2 separate regions of the Homo sapiens genome follow, and region 1 is linked to region 2. Evidence: chromatin loops called from intact Hi-C (ENCODE). Cell type or tissue: PC-3. All regions are shown on one strand.

Region 1 (8,000 bases), 72 kb before region 2:
CAAACTGGGCCTGGGCAAAGCAGGCCCCAGGTGACTTGAGCAAGGGCTCCTCGTCGCGCAGGAAGATCTGCCGCTTCTTGGCGATGGTGGTGGTGCGGTAGAAGTCGACCAGCTCGTTGAGGGAGTTGAACTTCTCCTCCCACAGGAAGTACTTCCCCGAGGCCTTGCGCAGCACCTTGAAGTGCTGCACCTGGTCTCCATAGCTAGGGGAAAGGACCCGGGGCGACCTCAGATGGTGGCCGTCCCAGCCTGGCATGGTCCCAGGGGGTCCCGTCTCACTACCACCTGGAACCAGCCTGTCTCAGGGTGGGACCTGGAGTCAGATAAGGTGCAAGTGGGAGAGGCCCCACTGACCCAGCTCCACATGGGGTCTGGGGAGTCCTATCTGGCAGTGGAATATGGGGTTAAGGGTGTGGGCTCTGAACCGGGCCACTTTCTCACTGTGTGATCTCATGCAAGTCTCTCGACTTCTCTGAACCTCAGTTTCCTCATAATGATAACATCTCCATTATGGAGAAGTGCACAGCGACTGGCATGTTAGCAACGTGAAATGGGTACCTCTGAGTGTGTCCTGATCAGAGAGCATCTCCTTCACATCTCTTTGCCGTTCCCCTCAGCTTGGACCTTCTCCCTGCTCCCCCGCTCCTCCCAGTCCCCACAGTCCCTTGGGGAGCAAGTCCTAGACTCATCCTGACTCAGACCAAAGCCTACTGCTGTGAGAGGAACTCAGACCTGTTGGATGTCTCATGTCCTCCCCCTCCCGTGAACCTTCTGTGGCTTCTCTCTTGGCCTCAGGGTAAACTCTTAACACCTCAGACTCAAGATCTGGCTCTGCAGTGGCACTTTTAATTTCCCTTAAGAACTTTTCCTTTGCATTCACAATTGGGATAACTGGCAAAAGAGCCCCAGCTTTCAGCCTATCTTAGCTTTTGACATGGCTTCCTCACTAAATTAATCATTTCTAGCTTTTGATTTAACATAAAAATGTGAGACTTGTTTTCACTTCAACAATTAGAGACCATTGTAGATTTATTAATTGGCCTAATTTTAATATTATTGTGTCAGGGATTGGGGGGCTCAAGAAGAGAGAAGGAGGGAGATGGGGGAATGATCAGGTGGCAGAGTAGTCAGAACACTCAACAGTTATTGATTACATTTACCATCTTACATGGGCACAGTTCATGGTTCCCCAAAGGAAGAATGACAATAGTAACATCAAAGATTACTGATCACAGATCACTGTAACAGATATAATAAAGATGAAAAAATTTTAAATATTTTGTAAATTACCAAAATGTGACACAGAGACACAAAGTGAGCATATGCTATTGGAAAAATGGCACCAATAGACTTGCTCAATGCAGAGTTGCCAAAACCCTTCAATTTGTAAAAAAAAAAAAAAAAAAAAAAAAAAAAAAAAAAAAAAAAAGCAATATCTACGAAGTACAATATATGAAGCACAATAAAACAAGGTATGCCTGTTGTCATTTATGACCTTATCTAATTCTCTCTAATAAAACACATGTTCCTCAAAGGCACGGACTATGTCCTGCTTATTTGTCTTTTTTAATCTTCCAGTGACTGTCATAGTAGGTAATCATTACATAGTAGGTGAATTGGATTTTCATTAGCATTTGGATTTCTAATTTTGAAGGAGCATGATCTTTCTTTTGCCAGTTTTAAGTTGATTTGAAAAACAAATACATGGGAAACATCTGGATCCATAACAGCAACATTCAAGTGCTAGATGGAAGGTCACATGGGAAGAGCAGCCCCTGACCAGAATGCTGGCCAGGGATAGACTGTTTAAATGGGCTTGGATTCTGGCTCCTTTGACTTCTTTTCCTTTCCTCTGAAGAGGGGTGAGCTAGAGTACCGTGAGATGTGACTTATTGAACATTACCCTGTGCCTAGCACCTCATTAGCTATTTTACATCATTAGCTTGTTTAATCTTTGTAATCTCTTCATTTAATCTTTGAAGGATACATTATTCCCATTGCATAGTAAACAAAGACATAGCAAGGTCAAATAACTTGTTTAAAATCATATAGTGAACAAAGATTTTGACTCAGATACTGGCTCCAAACTCATGTGCTTGCCCATTCTACTATGCTGACTCCCAGACTCAAGCTAGAGAATTCTCTCAGAAAGGAATACCCAAGGAAAACATGCAAGATGCAGCACTGTGTTAAAGATGGAATTTTTTAAAGTCTCTTAAGAATAGAATAGATGGACAGCAAGATGTAGCAATGGGTATTATGTCTGTTGATTCTCACAGCATTTGAGGCAATTTTGATTATCACCAGATCTGGAAGCCACTGCTCTGGTAGACAGAGTGTGAATATGGTAGTTGGAAAACTATGGTTCAAAGCCCATCTCAGCCACTGACCAGTTAAGTGAAGTTTAAGTTAGTTATGCAAACTTTATCAACTCAGTATTCTCATCTGTAGAATGGAGAACATAATTCCCTCTAGGATGTTTATTTTAAGAATAGAAAGAAGGAATTAAATGTGATTACATGACCATAAAAGAGGAAAAATTGATACCATGATGCTTGAGACACAAGCAATTAGAGCACCCTTTGAACATGTTTTTAAGATATCTTCTGTTTTATTTCCTAAAAGTAACCAACTCCAGATGATAAAAGATGCTATTTTAATGCATGTCTATGGCTGGGCATGGTGGCTCATACCTATAATCCTAGCCCTTTGGGAGGCTGAAGTGGGAGAATTGCTTGAGTCCAGGAGTTTGAGACCATCCTGGGCAACATATTGAGACCTCATCTCTATAAATAATTTAAAAAATTAGCCAGGCACAGTGGCACACACCTATAGTCCCAGCTTCTTGAGGGGCTGAGACAGGAGGATTGTTTGGGCCCAGGAGGTTGAGGCTGCAATGAGCCATGATCATGCCATTGCACTCCATCCTGGGCAACAGAGTGAGACCCTGGCTCAAATAAATAATAATAATAATAATAATATAGTAATTCATGTCTATCTTTGTGCAAGAAGCTTTCCTGACCCAATCCTAAGCTCAGCGACTGCCCTTTCATGGTGTTTCTGGAGCACCCTATGCACACGTTCGTCTTTGTTCTGCCTCACCCTATAGTAATAGTATATAAAAGAGTTTTGTCAAGATGGCCCTGAGGCAGAGCAGGAGGGGTGGCAGTATTCCATTTTTAAAAATAGCAAAGATAAGGCCAGGCATGGTAGTTCATGCCTGTAATCCCAGGACTTTGGGAGGCCCAGGCAGGCAGATCACCTGAGGCCAGGAGTTCAGGACCAGCCTGGCCAACATCATGAAACCCTATCTCTATTCTTATAAGAATATCCCATCTCTATTCTTGTAAGAATACAATAATTAGCTGGGCATGGTGTTGTGCACCTGTAATCTCAGCTACTTGGGAGGCTGAGACAGGAGAATCATTTGAACTCAGGAGGTGGAGGTTGCAGTGAGCCAAGATTGTGCCACTGCACTGTAGCCTGGGCAACAGAGTGAGATTGTGTCTCAAAAAAAAAAAAGTAGCAAAAATACTTAATAATTTGCTTGAGACGATGATGTGATTAGTTAGTGGCAGAACTCAGGATCAGATATCAGAGCTAATGCAACTACACCAGGGAACAGCAACTTAGAAACTTGTCCTGTCCCAAGGAAGAGGTAACGGTCCAGAGGTAGATGAGATTGGGTTTTCTTCTCTTCTCTCTAATGTCCTTTGATTTCTTTACCCTGGTTACATGTAATGGCTTGGCAGAAACTTCAAAATTGAACTTGTGAGAGACATCACTGTTATTAACCTCTAGGCAATTACAGTAGCTGTCAAAGGTTTTTGAGCCAACATGCAACCTGACCCTTTCTAAATGACTTAGAAGTGACATTTTAATGAGAAAAGAAAGCAGAAGAGGTGGTTTTTTTCTAAACAGGAAATTTTTATGGAGAAACTGACACTGAATTTTACTGTCTATCCAGAGGGTATGTGTGAGATGAAGAGCAGAGCCCAAGGCTGTTAGCTTCTGTTTGTTACTTCTGCTCCCCTAGTCCCTCATCCACTGAAGCCTCTCCTGAGAAGTCACATAGAGGCATGCTAAGGAATTATTCCCCTAGCAAGACTTGGCTTATTAGTGCATTTGGGGTAACTAAATTACCAGCTCCAGTCAATCCCCCTTTTCTTTTTTATCTCTGGGCCTGGTCAAAGGAAATCTATGGGGCACAAATACTAAGCTTTTTAAAAAAGATGTAATTCATGTATCACAAAATTCACTCCTTTAAAGTGTACAATTTAGTAGGCTTTAGTGTACTAACACAGTTGTGCAACCATCAACACTATCTAATTCTAGAACATTTTCCTCACTCCTGAAAGAAACCCATATCCTTTAACAGTCACTCCTCGTTTTCTTCTTTCTCAGCCCCTGGCAATCACTAATCTACTTTCTTTTTCTACGTAGTTGCCTATTTTGAACATTTCCTTAAAATGTATTAAAATGCATAACGTTTGTATCTAGCTTCTTTCACTTACCATAATGTTTTCAAAGTTCAGAAGTTAGAGGAACAGTCTGTAAGACCACTCTTTCTTCTGATACTAATTGCAAGTTTGGTGATTCCCAAGACCATCAAGATAAAACCCCACAAAACTCACTGAAAGCTATTATGCTCATGATTATGGTTTATTACAGCTAAAGGATACAGATTAGAATCAGCCAGAGGAAGAGGTGCATAGAACAGAGTTCAAAAAAGTACCAAAAGCAAAACTGCCAGTTGTTCTTTACTCATGAGTCATGGACAGCTTTGGCAAGAATGCTTCATATTCTTGCCAATGCCATTAGTTTTCTGGTATCAATATGTGACTGTACCCATGGAATATTGCCAGCTAGGGAAGTACACCAGAGCCTTGGTGTCCAGGTCTTTATTGGAGCTTGATCACATAAACCTGGCTGGCTGCTCACATGGCTGACTTCAGTCTTCAGACTTTCTTTCTGGAGGTCAACTGATACCACATGCCCCAAAGCCCTCACCCTAAATTAGATTGTTAGTATCTGGCTGGCCCAAGGATCCCAGGCAAACAAAGATATTTTTTCAGACAGGACATTCCAAGGGCCTGGAGATTACCTCCCAGGAGTCAAGGGCAAATGTCAGACCATGCTTTGAGTGAAGTTAAATTGTTTACTACATAAAAGTTCATTTATGTTATATCCTGTATCAGTATTTCTTTCCCTTTTGTGGCTGATTAATATTTCATTGTAGGGATTTACCACATTTTGTTTATCCATTTATCAGTTGATGAACATTTGGGTTGTTTCAACTTTTTGGCTATGACGAATAATGCTACTGTGAACATTTGTGTACAAGTTTATCTGTAGACATATATTTTCAATTCTTTTGGGTAAATGCTGGATCATATGGCAACTCTTTGTTTAAGGAAATACCAAACTGTTTCCAAAGTGGTTGTACCATTCTACATTTTCATTAGTAATGTATGAGTGTTTCAGTTCTTCATATTCTTGCCAATGCTAGTTGCTTTAAAAAATTATTATTATTGGCTGGGTGCAGTGGCTCACACCTGTAATCCCAGGACTTTAGGAGGCCAAGATGGGCAGATCATGAGGTCAGGAGATCTAGACCATCCTGGCTAACATGGTGAAACCCCATCTTTACTAAAAATACAAAAAATTAGCCGGGCATGGTGGCAGGCACCTGTAGTCCCAGCTACTTGGGAGGCTGAGGCAGGAGAATGGCATGAATCCGGGAGGTGGATCTTGCAGTGAGCTGAGATCATGCCACTGCACTCCAGCCTGGATGACAGAGCGAGACTCCGTCTCAAAAAAAAAAAAAAGTATTATTATTATTATTATAGCCATCCTAGTGGGAGTGATGTCATATCTCATTGTAGTTTTGATTTTATTTCCCTAATGAATAGTAATGTTGAGCAAAGTTTTATTGCTTATTGTCCATCTGTGTATTTTTGGAGAAATGTCTGTTCAGATACTTTCCCCATTTGAAAATTGGGTCATTTATTTTTTATTGTTGAGTTGTAAGAGTTTGTTATACAGTCTGCAAAGAAGTCCTTTATCAGATATATGATTTGTAAATATTTTCTCTCATTCTATGGGTTGTCTTTTCACTATTTTAATAGTGTACTTTAAAATGCAAAAATTTTAAATTTTGATAAAGTTGAATTTGTCTGTTTCTGTTTTTGTCATTGTTGCTTGTTTTTTGGTGTCATATTGAAGAAATGCTTTCTTAATCCAAAGTCATAAAGGTTTATGTTTATGTTTTCCTCTAAGAGTTTTAGAATTTTGACTTTAACATTTAGATGTTTGCTCCAATTTAATTTAGTATATGGTGTGAGGTAGGGGTCCTACTTCATTCTTTTGCGTACAGATAAACATTTGTGTCAGCACCATTTGTTGAAAAGATGGCTCTTTTTCCGTTGAATTGCCTTGGCACCCTTGTAAAATAATATTAGTTTACCATAAATTTGAGGTTTTATTTCAAAACTCTCACTTTTATTTCATTGATCTACATGTCTTTCCTTATGTCAGTATCACATTGTCCTAATGATTATAGCTCTATTTTGTTCTATAATTCTTTTTTTAAATGGTTTTGGAAATAGGGAGTATGAGACCTCAAACTTTGTTTTGTTTTCAAAATTGCTTTGCTTATTCTAGATCTCTTGCAAATCATAGAATCCATTTGTCAATTTCTGCAAAAAAGCCAGCTGGAATTATGGTAGAGATTGCATTAAATCTGTAGATCAGTTAGGGGAATGTTGCCATGTTAACAATATTAGGTCTTTAGTCTGTGAACATGGCCTATTTTTCCATTTATTTTGGTCTTCTTTTATTTCTTTTGATTATGTTTTGTAGTTTTTAGTTTATAAATCTTGCACTTCTTCTGTTAATTTATTTGTATTCTCTTCTTTTTGATGTTTTTGTCAATAAAATTGTTTTCCTAATTTTATATGCAGATTGTTCACTGTGAGTGTGTAGACTGTACAATTGACTTTGCATGTTTATCTTGTGTCCTGTAACCTTGCAGTGGTTGTCTATAAGTACTAATAATTTGTGTGTGTTCATGTGTGTGTGTGCATGCATATATATTTCTTAATACTTCCCACATATAAGAGATAGTTTTATTTTTTTTTCAGTCTGGATAACTTTTATTCCCTTTTATTGCCTACTTTCCCTGGCTAGACTCTTCAGTACAGTATTGAATAGAGGTAGCAAGAGTAGACATCCTTGTCATCTTTCCAATATTAGAAGGAAAGCATTCAGTCTTTATTAAGTATAATATTACTTGTGAGTTTTCCTTAGATGACCATAATCAGGTTGAGGAAATTCCCCTCTACTCTTAGTTTGCTGTTTGTTTTTATTTCATAAAAGATTGTTGGGTTTTGTCAAATATTTTCTCTGCATTGATTGTAGTAATCATGTGGTTTTAAATTTTTTATTAATATAGCATATTGCATGGACTGATTTTTATATGTTGAGCTAACTTGGCATTTTTGGGATTTTTCCCATTTGGTCATGGTGTATACTTCCTGAGATACTTGTGAGGTCTTCCGAAATCATAGGCTCCAAGCTCAGTTGGACCAGAAACTCTCCTCAGGATCACTGAAACTGTCAGTTTTACCGTGCTGTTAAGTATGACAATGGTCTGACTTTACTGCCAGATTGTGTTCAAATTAAAATACCTCCAGCTGAGCTCCTTGAACACAATTACTATGTACTTTCATCTCTGGGCCCGAATACTGAGTGCAGTATGACACAAAGTTGACATGCCACAAATGATTTCCAATGAGTTAATTTATACATACATGAATAAGTTTCAAAATAAATTTCACCTCTTTGGAGGGCATCTTCTATAGTTCTGAGCTGTGGGAATTTGTGAGGTGTGGTTCGGAAGAAGAAAATGTACTACATGTACAACTTCTTCACTAAGCATTAATGATAAAATTCTACCTTATGATCATTCAGATTGATTTGAGAGGTAAAAAAAGCAACTG
Region 2 (8,000 bases):
ATTATGATTAAAATCAGGCAAGGACATTTATTTTAAAAAACGATATAAATAGTCACTTTCATTGCACGCCTTTTTTTGTAGCTATAAATGGATGCTTTTTAAGATGTGGAAACTGAGGCTCAGGAAGCTTCAATAATTTATTCAAGGTCACAGAGCTAATTTGTGATTTAGAGGGATTTCAACACAAGTCTGTCTGGCTCCCAAAGCTCTTCCCTCCACACTCCACCAACATGCTGCCTCAGGCCCCCAACTCATTTTCGTGTTCATTGCCCCATCATCTGCTCTCTGCACATTATAAAGGAGGCAACTTATGCTCCGCACAGTTGGCAAATGCACTCTTCCTTGGTCCATGGCAGACAGAGGAAATAGAGCCTGCGTTCTTTTGGCTTGCCAGTTCTTCTCGGTTCAGCAATAGAGGCAGCCACTACCAATTGATCTGTGAACTGGCAGTTAGGGGAAGCCATTCTATTTGTTAAGAATTCTCAGTCAACCAAAAGCACAGAGATGAATGAGAAAAAGTGGCAGACTAATGGGCTAAGGGAGTACTTCCCTGCGTGTGCTGTGAAAGGACAGAGCCGGAAACACTAATACCAGAAATTCATTCACCAATAATCTAATGTGTCTGGAAAGTGCCGGTGATTGATTTTCTGCTTTAGGAGTGACTACCTAAACAACTCTGAAAACATATGTATTAATGTTGTTTCTCATGACTTATACCGATCCAAAAAGATAATGGAATGGCAATTTTAAATATTCTTTGCCTTCAAGAAGTTCTTCTTTATTGCTAACCTACATTTTTCATGCTGCAATTCAGTTGACTTTCCTCTAGCTTATTACCACAAAACCCGATGCTTTAAACAAACCTACATCTTCCAGAATAATTAAACTGCTCCCTTTTTCTCATGACTCAACATTCTACATAGAGCTAAGGTGAACTGGTGAGATGGTAAAATATGTGAACGTTGAATCAAACTACCTGGATTCAAACCCTAACTCTTCCATGTAATTATGCAAGTCCGTAAACCTCTTAATGATAACGATGATGATGATGAAAATGATAGCATTTATAGGATTTGGGTATATTAAATGAAGTAGTAAGTCGGGTGCTCAGCACACATTTAACATGAACTGTGTTCAGTAAATGTTAGCTATTATTACTGTTATTGGGAAAAAAGAGTCAGAAGAAAACTAAGGTGGAGAGATAGGGAGGAAAGAGATAGCCAGCCCTATTTATAGGCTGTGCCTGGCGGAGATGAAACCCTCTATGTTTATGGCTTGGGCATCAAGCAGACACCTGAATGGCACCAATTCTTCACCTGATTTGCCGCATGCCAGTTTCAGCCCTCTGAGCTACATGAGGCCTATGCTATTTTGATGAAGTGAGATGTCCTAAAGCATACTGAGATAGGAAAGGACACACTGGCACTCTCTTGTCTGCTACTTCTGGAACAAGACTGAACAGTAAGGAAAAAGGATTGGGAACTGCTCAAGAGAATCAGCTTAAATTCAGTTTTCGGAATCAGTGGCAGCTCTTCGGTGGCAGGGGCTTGTCCTCTCAAGCTTCTCCATTCTGGTGGATCTCCTGGTTCTCCTTTACCCTGGGCCTCTCCTGTGAAGTTCTCTGGAAGCTTTTTCCTCCTCCTCGAGCCTGATAACTGGTTAATATGTAAGTAAAAACTATGGGAAATTTAAGTGAAATTACTGCCTACTGGGAAGGAAAGTTAAGGGCAAATTTTCTACTTATGCCAATTTACTCTGAGAGGCTTATTTTAAAAACAGGCCCCTAAGGCTAGTCAAGGGGAGCATTTGTGGATTACAAGTAATAACACCCTTGAAATTCAGTAGCCATCAGCCCAGGTCTCAGGAAATAGATTGGGTAACTTGCCCCTTTGTTAAGCCATTGCCCTGTTCAGCACATATTTCTCTTTTCCTCTTACACAAAGCACCACTGCACATCAACAAAAAATATTTCAGCATAATATACCAGTGGAGAAGCATTTCTCCCACTTTGCCCTAAACTCTCTATCCACTTAAATATATATCAGGAAAACTCTCTAGTTGCTCAGGCTCTATACTCTAAAGGAGAAAATGAGTAATTGCCCTTGAAGAAAGACAGTATATGAGGCACATCCATATTCAAGGCTTGATCCTGTTGGACAGGTCAGTTCTTCTGGGTTTCAACTCACTTCCAACCCAACATATCCTATGAACTGCAGCCAAGTTAGCAAAGCTATTATTATTCTGTGTCATAGTGAAGGGATTTTCAAAGAAAGGTGACTTTGAAGGATTCAAGGTGAAAGTCACTATCAGTTGGCAGAGCTGGTTGTTTGCAGAGAATGAATTCACTAGGGGATATAAGAAGGACTGGGGGCTTTAAGTCCTTGATATGGCTAAGCTTCCCATCTCAGAGAAACAGGTCGTCCTGCTAATTATCTGTCATGTCACCCTGGCTCTCCATAGAGACAGATAATTTTCTTCACTGAGTTTTCAAATCCATTTATAGTTGTGGAAAACTCTTCCCACCCTGTCTTTCAGAGAGTCTAGGTGGAAACACGAGTAAAGGTGGTGACCACTGAAACATTTTTCTTCAAGGACTTTTGAGTTTGTTAATATCGTTGCAGGAAGGCAAATGCTCTCAGTCCCAACAGCACCTTATAGTGAATAGATGCTGTGTTATGGTTTCTAATCTCCTGGGCAGGGGGCCAGGGATGGCAGGGATGAAAATAGTGTTAAGGGAAAACTTACATAAGGGGAATAATAGACATTTGGAAATATGTTATCCATAGGACTTGGACAGTCTGGCCTAAAGGGTTATGGTACCAACATCAAATATTCTACTAAAGCCAGATTTTGTCATGTGCAAACATTTTGAATCATAATGCATAGTGTAGAAGTTGTCACGGAGGAATCATAGTAAAAGGAAATACAGAGGAATGTCACCACGAGAGGCCTGGCTTCTAAAAGGCTTAATAAGACTGCTGATTCATTAAGGTTTGGAGATCATCCCTCAGCTTTACAGGTTCAGAGACTCAATTTTATCTGTATCCTAGAGTTCACCAGGGAGACTGATACTCACCATCGATAATAACATCAAAGTGTTCAATACAGCTGCACCTATTACATGTTCTTTATATTAGAGGATGGCAGCCTCCAGTGTTTGGAAGAGAGTGAGCCCTTGGGGAAATGAACTATGTATAATTTATCTTTGAAGCTTCAGTGTCTAGCCCATTCCCTGGTCCCTAAAACATTTTACTGGATGGTAAATGACTGCTAAATTTACTTGAATGGTTAGCTGGCTGGCTGGGCTGGGTAGATGAGTGAGTAGACAGGTGGAGCGTACATGGGTGGAAAGATAAGAAGCAGGCAGAAGAGAAAAGAGGAAGGGAAAAGAACACAGTGACAGTACTAGCTGACATTTATTGGACAATACTATGTGCCCAGCACTGTGCTAAATACATGCTTTAATCACTAAGCTCTCACAGCAAACCCAGGAGAATGGTGAGGTTGTATTTTCCCTTGTATAGATGAGGAATCTGAGATTTAGAGGAAAGTAACATGCCCAAGGACACCAGCTAGTAAATGGTAAAGTCAGAAAAAATTTACAAGAGACTAACATTTTTATTAGCACACAATTTTTTAATTTTTTTTTTTTTTTTGTGAGTTGGAGTCTCACTCAGTCACCCAGGCTGGAGTGCAGTGGCGCAATCTCTGCTCACTGAAACCTCCAACGCCCAGGCTTAAACAATTCTCCTGCCTCAGCCTCCTTAGTGGCTGGGAATATGGGCGTGTGCCACCACGCCTGGCTAATTTTTGTATTTTTAGTAGAGAGGGGGTTCCACCATATTGGCCATGCTGGTCTTGAACTCCTGACCTTAGGTGATCTGCCTGCCTTGACCTCCCAAAGTGCTGGAATTACAGGTGTGAGCCACCACACCCAGCCTAGCGCACAATTTCAGCTAGAACTTCCAAGGTGACACTACACTTGCATTTTCTGGCCAACATAATTTCTTCCTCTAGATAAGCTACATGAGAAGCCAACTAGTAATTAGGAGGGTTCTTGTGGAGCTTAGCCTCAGGAGGAAGTGTCTGTGGGTCTTCCAGGTTTAATATTGCCCAGCGCCTCCCTACACAGGGGTCCACCTGCCAGGTGCCTCAAACCCCCATTAACCCTTCAGAGCGCTTTCTCCACTGAGCAGTACTCAGATGGACGGCTCTGTTTCCCTGTGTTCTATATTTTCATTGCTCATCTTTTAAATGGACACTATCCAGGAAATTAGACTCCCTTTCAGACCATTTTAAAGATTTCTACTCTGATATACTTTGTGTGAAATTAATCATTTTCAACAACTGTTCTTGTTTCCCTCATTTTTCAATTCCTGGGGCATGCCTCAGTGTCATCTAAAGTTAGCCCTAGGTAGGTGGCCGGGGTGGGGAAGGCAAGTGACCTACTCAGCTGGATGGGGCCAAGTCTCCTGATCCCTGCCTGGTGCTTTCCCACTGTATTACACTCAGTGGTTGAGTGGATTAATAGCATTCGCAAAATCTTATATCCACCAAATTAAAGTTGATTTTAATGAGATGTGTCATGTTTTTTAAATGCCCCATGAGGCCGGTAGAACACAGGATCTTGCAGCACTTAAAGGCTTTCTGCCTGTCCTCCCTGATCTAGCCCAGCCAGGGACCTGCTCCCAGCCTGTGGGCTACTGGCACTGGTCTGCCCAGTCTGAGTGGGTCTCTGAGTCATGGCTTAAGTATTTTGGAAACGCACTATAGATCATAAAAATGACTCCTCATGTGAAATAAGCAGACACCATATGGACATGTCTTTTAAACCCACATACCTGCTTCCAGTAAGTTTATTTTGACATCAAAATGTCAAGATTACTGGGTGTTCTGGACACCTGTCAACCCCACAGTTAATCATTAAATCTCTCTGCTGTAGCAAGACTTCCACACTTTCTTCTTAACCCTGCAGGACTCTGAAGGCAAATTGATGACACCAGAAGTTCTAGGGAGGCTGAGAATGTCTTGTGAGATATATTTTGTTTCCCAATAAGGGAGCTAGATGAAAATATGACCACCACGGGGGATAACCTGATGGGTCAGGTTACTTTCTGCAAACAACAAGGAGCTGTTTGCAGGGACTTTTCCCCCCGTGCCCTTTTCATCCTTACACACGCCTGCGTGTGCACACGTGCAAACACACACACACACACCCCTTTCTCTCTCTCCAGTGGAAAGCCTGAGAACTAATCAAAGCTGGCCTTACGAAGCTGAATAGGCCTTGCTTTTATTTTTTTACCTATGTATTTTTTCTATTTCTGGTAAATGTTGTATCCTATAAATTCTCCAAGTACTTCATTATCTGCTTGTTTTCTGTTTGACTTATTTGCCCCCTTTCCTGGCTAGCAATTTAACTGGTACAGCTCAAAATTACTTTTAATGGTTTTTTTTTTTTTTTTTTTGAACTCATTTGAAAACACCTCCCTTCCCCAATCTTTTCATGCTAGACTTGGCTTTCTCCTAAACTAATCTCTGTGGTAGAAAATTAAGGTCAGTATATATTAAATATACCACTAATCAGAGTTTATAATGAGAATCCTTCCACTTATTTTGTTTTAAATTAAGTGGAATGATAAATAGAAGGGACTCAGAGCATTGAAAATCATGGTCTAAATTCTTGCATTCAATAACAGGAAGGGAGTCAATGGCACAGAGATGGTGCACTTCAGACATTTCTATGTAAGCCCAGGCTGAGGTACATTGCCTATAGCAAGTAAACACCCTCAACCTGTCTACTGGTTCTGAACAGGCCTGCTCCTAATGGTTACAGAACCCCAAGGCAAAAGTACCAAATGGAGGCTCATATTCCATATGTCTACCTATTTAAACATTTTAAATCAAACCAACTAACTGTTAAATAAGTTATGTTCTAAATGTCTACATTGACATTTATAACAGCCTTACTCCCCAGTGTGCATGCAGAACTCTTAGACTCCTCAGAATTCTGTTGCTGAACGTGGTAGCATGGGGACATGGGGACACCTGGTCCCTGACCTATGACCCTTCTTTTTCTTCCCACTGCTGTCTGTGAGTTGCATCACAAGGGCCTCAGTGAGCATGCATGTGAAGGCCACAGTCTGTATAATCAAGCTGTGTCCAATCTTCATCACTAAACCTCTTTCTTCCCCTCAATCTGAGGCATGGGAAAACAGAAAGACCTGGGAGAAAACCTACCTAGCTGCTGGCAGTGAACTCCAAGCTGATTGGGCAGGGGATTGTGGGGTCTAGGTACTCTGAGTGTGGTCTAGATGGATGAGGTGGGAGGGAAACCACAGTCACTGGGTAGGCATGTCCTTTCTGCCCATGGACTTTTCATTCCATGGAGTGGAGAGCAGTTGGAAGAGTAGGACAGAGAGGAGCCTGCTAAACTGTGGGGCTCAGAGTAGACCCCTCTGGTGGAGTCAAATGGTAGCACTAGTGTTAGAAACTGAGTTTTGGCCAGAGAAGTTAACATGAGAAGAATCAGAGCTGAAATCAAATTATTACTTTAAGGATATTTCCATCTTATTTTTATTAAGTAGTTTCCATTATTATAAGCAATAACCATTTTTATTAAATTAATAAGCATTATACACTCTGAAGAATTCCCATAAATCATTCAGACTTCTGCTGTTTTAACTAGATGAAATAATCTGTCAACTCTGTAGCGTCCACCTCTCTCTTGTTCAACCCACATTATTAACAACATATTTATGCATGCACACACCAATATACACTGAATATCTAAGGCAGCATTGTATAGTACACTTTTAGAGCTGGAAGTACCATGAAAAATCCTTGTTATCCACCCATCTCCCTTTGTTTAGGGTAAGAACTGAAGTCAAGAGAAGGGAGATAATTTCCCAGTGTTTTGTTTGCTGACCTTTATTTCATCAGAGCCAGGATATTCATATCTGGGATACTCAGAGCTGTGGCCATGAAAATTGGAATACTGGGGCCACTGACAGGATCAATTCTGGGGAAAGAAAAGTAGTAAAGTGTCCCTTGACGACTGGGGGGATCCACTAAGAAACCAACTTTGTCCCCCTCTGTATTAGAAAACTTCTCTCTACTCTTGGGGCAGGTTAACTAATTAGAAGGAATTGACATGTTTTTACTCACCTTTAGAAGCAAGAGATAGGTTAGAATGTTTCTAAGAACTGAACCATTTTTTACCCTAAAAGGAGGGCAAATATATATGTTTTAAATCAGGATTATAGAGATAAAATTTACATACAATAAAACTCACCAACTTCAAGAATACAAGTTGATGAGGTTTGAGAAATGTTTGTAATCAAAACTACCAACACAATCATGACATAGACCATTTTCACATACCCAAAAGTTCCCACCTACATCACAATTTGTTTATACATTCACCAGTTGATGAACATTTGGATTGTTTTCAGTTTTTGACTGAAAGGAAAAAAGAAAAAGTTATCCTCTGACATTTGAAAGCTGGCCTGAGGCTTACAGCTAGGTTGAATTATTTTCCTATTGGATGCAAACAATCTCACAAAATCTAAACTCAGATATGGTTACTCTGAGACCATGATAAAACAAAGCAAAAACAAACCCACTTCATAAGCCCACCTCATAATTTTGTCTAAGCACAAACAGAAACAATGTCATTGTGCCATCCACAAAATACTAAACATCCCCTCTTGGCTAAAATGAATAACTCCTACATCTTTACTAATTGCAGCTGCATGCTCCCTTAGATAAGATTTATTGAATTACCCAATCATAGAATTTCCTTCTCTTTCTGAGATCCCCAATCTAGAGTCAACTCCTACTTCCTTAGCCTGCCCAACAAATCATCCAAGCAAACTCCAAATCCTGCAATAGCTTCTTCTTTCTAATGCCCTCTTACTGAGACACCCAAGGTTCCCCATGGTATCTGCTCTCCCTCACTGCAATGAGTAATAAACTCAGCTTGTTTAGCTCTAGGTATGTTA

The links. A loop is a pair of places that touch in the nucleus more often than their neighbours do. Peaks named below come from ENCODE experiments on the same cell type or tissue, not always from the same donor. Only the 100,000 strongest peaks of a DNase experiment are listed, where the experiment ranks them.
Region 1: a loop joins it to region 2, with 5 times the contacts of the local background. A loop is called at or near these places in 2 of 110 quality-filtered maps.

The regions. Positions count from the first base shown.
Region 1 is chr1:209,165,223-209,173,222 of GRCh38, reverse strand. It overlaps the pseudogene LOC100652908. Among named protein-coding and RNA genes, the nearest start is that of LINC01696, 160 kb to the left of the region's middle. In PC-3, no CTCF peak of the experiment used is centred here; DNase peaks (open chromatin) are centred at 752 and 4,832; H3K27ac peaks cover 1,485 bases.
Region 2 is chr1:209,093,026-209,101,025 of GRCh38, reverse strand. All of the region lies in intron 1 of LOC107985255 (a long non-coding RNA gene), which reads left to right. Among named protein-coding and RNA genes, the nearest start is that of LINC01774, 120 kb to the right of the region's middle. In PC-3, a CTCF peak has its summit at 6,446; a DNase peak (open chromatin) is centred at 4,725; H3K4me3 peaks cover 435 bases; H3K27ac peaks cover 1,429 bases.